2 separate regions of the Homo sapiens genome follow, and region 2 is linked to region 1. A link is a contact called in ENCODE Hi-C or POLR2A ChIA-PET data. All regions are on one chromosome and are shown on one strand. The core of a region is the stretch at or near the end of the contact, and the rest is flanking DNA. Distances in the headings are between cores, read along the strand shown. Region 1 overlaps ARHGEF19 (Rho guanine nucleotide exchange factor 19). Region 2 holds the start of EFHD2 (EF-hand domain family member D2).

Region 1 (2,698 bases), core at 80-2,579:
GGCACTCATCTCTGGGTCAGGCACCGGAGCAGCCCGGGAAGGTACCAGCTCCTCCCATGGGCCCTGAGGGCAGCCAGATGCCGGGTGGGGGTGGGGGTGGGCGATGCCCACTCACCGGCCGCCTGAGGCCGTCAGGGTGCCTGGGCCGGGGCCCAGGCCCCAGGCCCACTCTCTGGACCCCCCACCCTCAGTTCTCGCCCTCTCCAGGGAAAGCATCTGGAATGGAGGCTCGAAGTGTAGAGATGAGCGGGGACCGGGTGTCGCGGCCAGCCCCTGGTGACTCACGAGAGGGCGATTGGTCCGAGCCCAGGTACCACCTCCCGTTTGGGCTTGGGTCCGAGACAGGGTGCAGGCGAACTAGGGCCGTGACGCTCTCTCTTTCCTAGGCTAGACACACAGGAAGAGCCGCCTTTGGGGTCCAGGAGCACCAACGAGCGGCGCCAGTCTCGATTCCTCCTTAACTGTACGTGGGAGGGGGGTCCCTGGGAGGAGGTAACGGAGGAAGGGGCTGCGGTGTGGAAACGGGGAAAAGAGGGTTTGGAGAGTTGAGAGGTAGGGATCGAGTGAGAAACGGAGAATGGAACTGTCGGTATCTAGCACTCAGTAGGTGCTCAATTTGTTTATGGAATGAATGAATGAATGAATGAATTCACTGTGTCCAGATATCCGAACCGCGGCAAAGGTTAAGTGACGCGGGCTCTTGAGGGAACCGAGGAAAAGCCGGGCAGGGGCTGGCGGGCGCCCCACGCTCTCCCCCGCCCGTCTTTCCCCCAGCCGTCCTCTATCAGGAATACAGCGACGTGGCCAGCGCCCGCGAACTGCGGCGGCAGCAGCGCGAGGAGGAGGGCCCGGGGGACGAGGCCGAGGGCGCAGAGGAGGGGCCGGGGCCGCCGCGGGCCAACCTCTCCCCCAGCAGCTCCTTCCGGGCGCAGCGCTCGGCGCGAGGCTCCACCTTCTCGCTGTGGCAGGATATCCCCGACGTACGCGGCAGCGGCGTCCTGGCCACGCTGAGCCTGCGGGACTGCAAGCTGCAGGAGGTGGGCGCGCGCGGGGACCCGGCGGGGCGGGGGCGGGCCGGGGAGTACGCGGTCCGGGGACTTAGCGGGAACCGGGCCATAGAGGGAGGGGGACACACAAAGGGGGTTGCTGGCGCGACTGTCCGCGCGGAAGGTTGGCTCTAGGACCTGACTACACGAGGCCGTCTGGAAGCGAGGACAGCAAGCCGCTGAGCGAGAGGCGAGGGGAGCCGGGCTTGGGTGCGGGTAGGGGGCGGAGCCAGCGGGACGAAACCTAGGATAGGACAGGGCCGGATGAGGAGCGGAACCATTGGAAGAGCAAACGCCTGGTGGGCGCGGAACAAGGCGGGGCCAGGATCAGGGGCGGGACCTGGGGGGTGGGCGGGGCTCTGGGAAGAACGCGTCGGGGCGGGGCTTAGGAGAGGGGCGGGATCGAGGACAGGAAAGGCTTGCACAATTTCCCGCGGCGGGACGTGGGTCGCCGGGCCCGCCCGGCGCCAGATTAGGAGTGGGGCTAGAGAAGGGGCGAGGACGCGAGGTGTGGCGTCCTGGGGTCTGGGGATGTGAGGCCAGGGCCTCCGAGGTGAACTGGTCCTGCCCTTTCGACCCCGTGTGTGCCCTCCCTCAGGCCAAGTTTGAGCTGATCACCTCCGAGGCCTCCTACATCCACAGCCTGTCGGTGGCTGTGGGCCACTTCTTAGGCTCTGCCGAGCTGAGCGAGTGTCTGGGGGCGCAGGACAAGCAGTGGCTGTTTTCCAAACTGCCCGAGGTCAAGAGCACCAGCGAGAGGTGAAGAAGTGGTCTGGCCTGGCCCGGGGTGGGGACGGAGCCAGTGGTTGGCCAGCTCCCAGATCTGGGGTCTCCATCCTGGCTCTGACTCCTCAGGTTCCTGCAGGACCTGGAGCAGCGGCTGGAGGCAGATGTGCTGCGCTTCAGCGTGTGCGACGTGGTGCTGGACCACTGCCCGGCCTTCCGCAGAGTCTACCTGCCCTATGTCACCAACCAGGCCTACCAGGAGCGCACCTACCAGCGCCTGCTGTAGGGCTGGGGGCTCTGAAAGGGGCGGGGGCGTGGAGGGAGTCTCAGGCAGGTGTAGGCACTGAGGGCTGGGTGACGTAAGGTGACTCTGGGAGGGGAGGGGTCCCTGAAAAGGTCTCTGTGACCAGGATAAGGTGAGATGCAACCCCAAAGGGCAGTAAGGATGTGCTGAGAAGCCCCCTGAGGACCCCGTGGATGGCCAGGGTTGTGGATCCCAGGAATTCAGGCCTACCTGTGATTCCAGAGTCCTCCCCATTTTCCAGCCTGGAGAACCCCAGGTTCCCTGGCATCCTGGCTCGCCTGGAGGAGTCTCCTGTGTGCCAGCGTCTGCCCCTTACCTCCTTCCTTATCCTGCCCTTCCAGAGGATCACCCGCCTCAAGATGTTGGTGGAGGTACCTCGAGGGGACAGGCCACAGTGAGGGCTGGGCGAGGGAGATACACCTGTGGGCGGGCCGGGTCTCGGGAGTATGAGGACTGCCTCATTGTGCTGATCCCACCTTCCAGAACATCCTGAAGCGGACAGCACAGGGCTCTGAAGACGAAGACATGGCCACCAAGGCCTTCAATGCGCTCAAGGAGGTGAGCTGGGCAGGGCAGGGGCTGCTTGGCTCCTGAGGCCCCCCCTGGACCCCCAGCACGTCTC
Region 2 (2,698 bases), core at 89-2,588, 800 kb after region 1:
GGTCCCTGTGGGGAGGGAAGGGGATATACGGAGTGGGGAGGAGAGATGGGGGGCCTTGCGACAGAAGCAGGGGAGCGGTGACTGCAAGCTGCTGGGTGCACGGGGGTGGGGCGGGCAGGAGCGGGAGGGAGGCCTTCCAAACCCGGAGGGGACTCGGCCCACAGGGACGACTGGAGTGAGGTTTACACCAGAGGGGCAACAGGGGCCGAGGGGTCCCTTCCTAAGGAGACCACTTGTGAGTGAAGGATTTGGGTCCTGGCTAATGAGTGGGTGGGGATGGAAAGGGCAAGTCTTTGCCCCCAGTTTGCTGGTAGACGCTAAGTAACTGGAGAGGAAGTTGGGGGGATCCCTGCCCAGAACCCACCTTGAGGGAGACCTGAGATCGCAGAGGAAACGAAAAGACCTTAAGGGAGGGAATGTGGTTGGCATGTGGTGTCGAGGGGCACTGGGGTGGGTATCTTTGGCCAGCGTGTGTTGGGGTGGGGGTGGGGAACGCGAGTAGCTGGGATCGGGGAAGGAAGGCCGCTGGGTCCTCAGCCTCGGTGTGTGCGGTGTGGGGTGGTGGAGAAGCCCCACTAACAGCGCGGAGGGCCCGGGACCCACACGTGTGGTGGTGGGGGTGGGGCTCGCGGGGCCTGGCGATTATCTGGAAGGAAGCCTGGGGTCCCCCACTCTGTGGACGCGTCTATGGTGTACCGGAGGCAGCACAAATACGAGTCTCCGCCGCGTGCCAGGGGCCGGGGGTCCCCCAGACTAACGTGCGCGGTGAGATGCCGGGTCTCGATCTGGAAGGGGCCGCCGGGTCCCCAACCCCGGTGCGTCTGGGTTCGGGGAAGCTTGGCTGACGGCAGGCTCCCGGGGCGGAGCGGGATCCGGGGATCGGGGGGTTCGGGGCCCGAGACCGGGTCGCGGGGCGGGCGGGGGGCCGGGTCGCGCGGGCACTTACTGCTTGAACATCTTCTCCATGTCCTTGATCTGCTTCCTGGAGAACTCCTTGAACTCGGTGTAGGGGTTGAAGACGCGGCGGCTGGGCGACTGGGGCTCGCCGATGCCCTGGTTGAGGTCTGCGCGCCGCAGCAGCTTGGCGCTCAGCTCGCAGTCCGCGCTGCCCAGCGCCTCGGCCGCCTCGTCGGGTGCCCCCGCCGCCGCCGCCGCTGCCCCGTTCAGCCCGGGCTGCTCCGGGGTCTCGCCGCCGCCCTCGCCCTCCATCTGCAGCCGCCGGCTCAGCTTGGTGGCCAGCTCGTCCGTGGCCATGGTGGCCCGCGCGGCACTCGCCTTGGCCGGGCCCCTGCTCTCAGCGCAGCGCCGCCGGCCGCGCTCTTCCTCTTCCTGACACTCCCCGGGCCAGGCACCGCCCCCGAAGGTGGGACTTGGGCCCTGGCGGGGACCGCGCGCCCCGCCCCCGCCCCCGGGCCCGCGCGGCGTGCGCGTGATCGCTCCCGGCCGCCGGGGGTCGAGTGTACTCTGCGCGCCCCGCCCGCCGTCGTCTGCCCCCCGCGAGGCTGGGGAGCGCGGCCGAAAGCCATGCCCCTCTTCGTGCCCACTGTAGCAGCTGAGCGGGAGGGGTCCTGCTGGGGGCCGGGGCCGGGCGGGAAAGAAGAGGGCTCCTCCCCCGCGGCTTGGGTGAGGAGCGGGGCTTGCCGGGGGGCGGGGAAGCGAGGGGGGGCGCCGCCCCACCCCCTTCTCCGGAATCCCCACGCCGTGAAGTCATAATCCTGTGTCTGTGACACCCTGTCGGTTGCTATGGAAACGACTCGCTGTTAAACACTGGCGTTCTCAATGAGGGTTGCAGGGGTTCCGAGGCGGACCTGGGGAGCAGAAACCCCTGTTTAGGGTGAACCGTGGCGGGCGCCGATGGCCTCTTGGAAGAGGACAGACTAGCAGCTGCGAGGGAGATGGGACTGGGTTTCACCCCTGAAAGGGCCCCTGGAGACAGCGGGTGAGGGACAGGGGAAGGGGCTGGTGGTCCTCTCTCCCGAGGCCCCGCACCATCACACGGATGACTTGGCACAATAGCTGCTGGGCCAGTGTTGTCGCCTGTGACTGTACTTTAGGGAAACTGACAGGGAGATCATGATGTCGCCATTTTGATGGGGTCCCCAGAGGAGAGATGTCCTCCCCAACGGCTCCTGGACAGGACTGGGGAAAGAGTTCAGATAAGTATCTCTGTGGTCTGGGCTGTCACCTTACAACTGCACAACTCTGGACCTCCAGCATCAGAACCACTGGGGCCTAGGTTAATAATACAGATTTTCAGGCTCCAATTTGGACAGACGAAACTGATCTCTGGGGTGGGACCCAGGAATCTACGTGTAAACAAGCACCCAGGGGAGTTCTGCTCACTGAAATTTGAGAATCCCTGATTTAGAAGGAGGACTATGCTCTGTGCATGTTCTCTGAAATGTTGGGTCAATCAGGACCTGTCTACTGAAACTGCTCCAACCAGCCAAGGTGCAGAGAAAAGATGCGTGCAGGGCCGAAAACCAGGGTGCTCTGGAGGCAGGGAGCCCTCGAGAATGTAAAGCCAGCAAGCTGTTACAGAGTGATTTGCACAGAACAGACACTCAGTTGATATTTGTCAATTTGCTGTGTTTAAGAACCTTGCTGAATTAATTTAAAAGGTATTTTTAAAAGAATGAAATTGAGGAAAAAACCTTCAAGGTTCAGAAAATGTGAAGTTCTCATTTACTTGTTTATG

Evidence for each region. A loop is a pair of places that touch in the nucleus more often than their neighbours do. ChIA-PET counts read pairs that join two places held with the same protein, here RNA polymerase II (POLR2A). Pooled maps may share reads with other maps.
Region 2: a pooled map shows a loop between it and region 1 (12-fold over the local background). The contact joins the promoter of EFHD2 here to the enhancer-like site in region 1. A Hi-C loop is called at or near these places in 1 of 168 maps with a recorded cell type or tissue (CD8-positive, alpha-beta T cell) and 6 of 50 pooled maps. POLR2A ChIA-PET finds 5 or more read pairs at or near these places in 1 of 52 experiments (activated T-cell).

The regions. Positions count from the first base shown.
Region 1 is chr1:16,205,287-16,207,984 of GRCh38, reverse strand. ARHGEF19 (Rho guanine nucleotide exchange factor 19) reads left to right here. Exons shown (of 16, transcript NM_153213.5): 3 at 1-41; 4 at 208-310; 5 at 387-463; 6 at 775-1,037; 7 at 1,645-1,805; 8 at 1,902-2,054; 9 at 2,318-2,447; 10 at 2,560-2,634. Among named protein-coding and RNA genes, the nearest start is that of ARHGEF19, 6.0 kb to the left of the region's middle. RefSeq lists an enhancer at 1-693 and silencers at 740-1,189, 1,390-1,459. Within about 2 kb of position 1,329, at least 39 of the 41 ENCODE cell types and tissues checked have a DNase peak (open chromatin) inside an H3K27ac peak, as active enhancers do; they include CD8-positive, alpha-beta T cell, where a contact is called at or near this core.
Region 2 is chr1:15,408,528-15,411,225 of GRCh38, reverse strand. EFHD2 (EF-hand domain family member D2) reads right to left here and starts at 1,338. Exons shown (of 4, transcript NM_024329.6): 1 at 947-1,338. The coding sequence starts at 1,254. All of the region lies in intron 1 of EFHD2-AS1 (EFHD2 antisense RNA 1), which reads left to right. RefSeq lists an enhancer at 716-1,578 and a silencer at 1,091-1,690.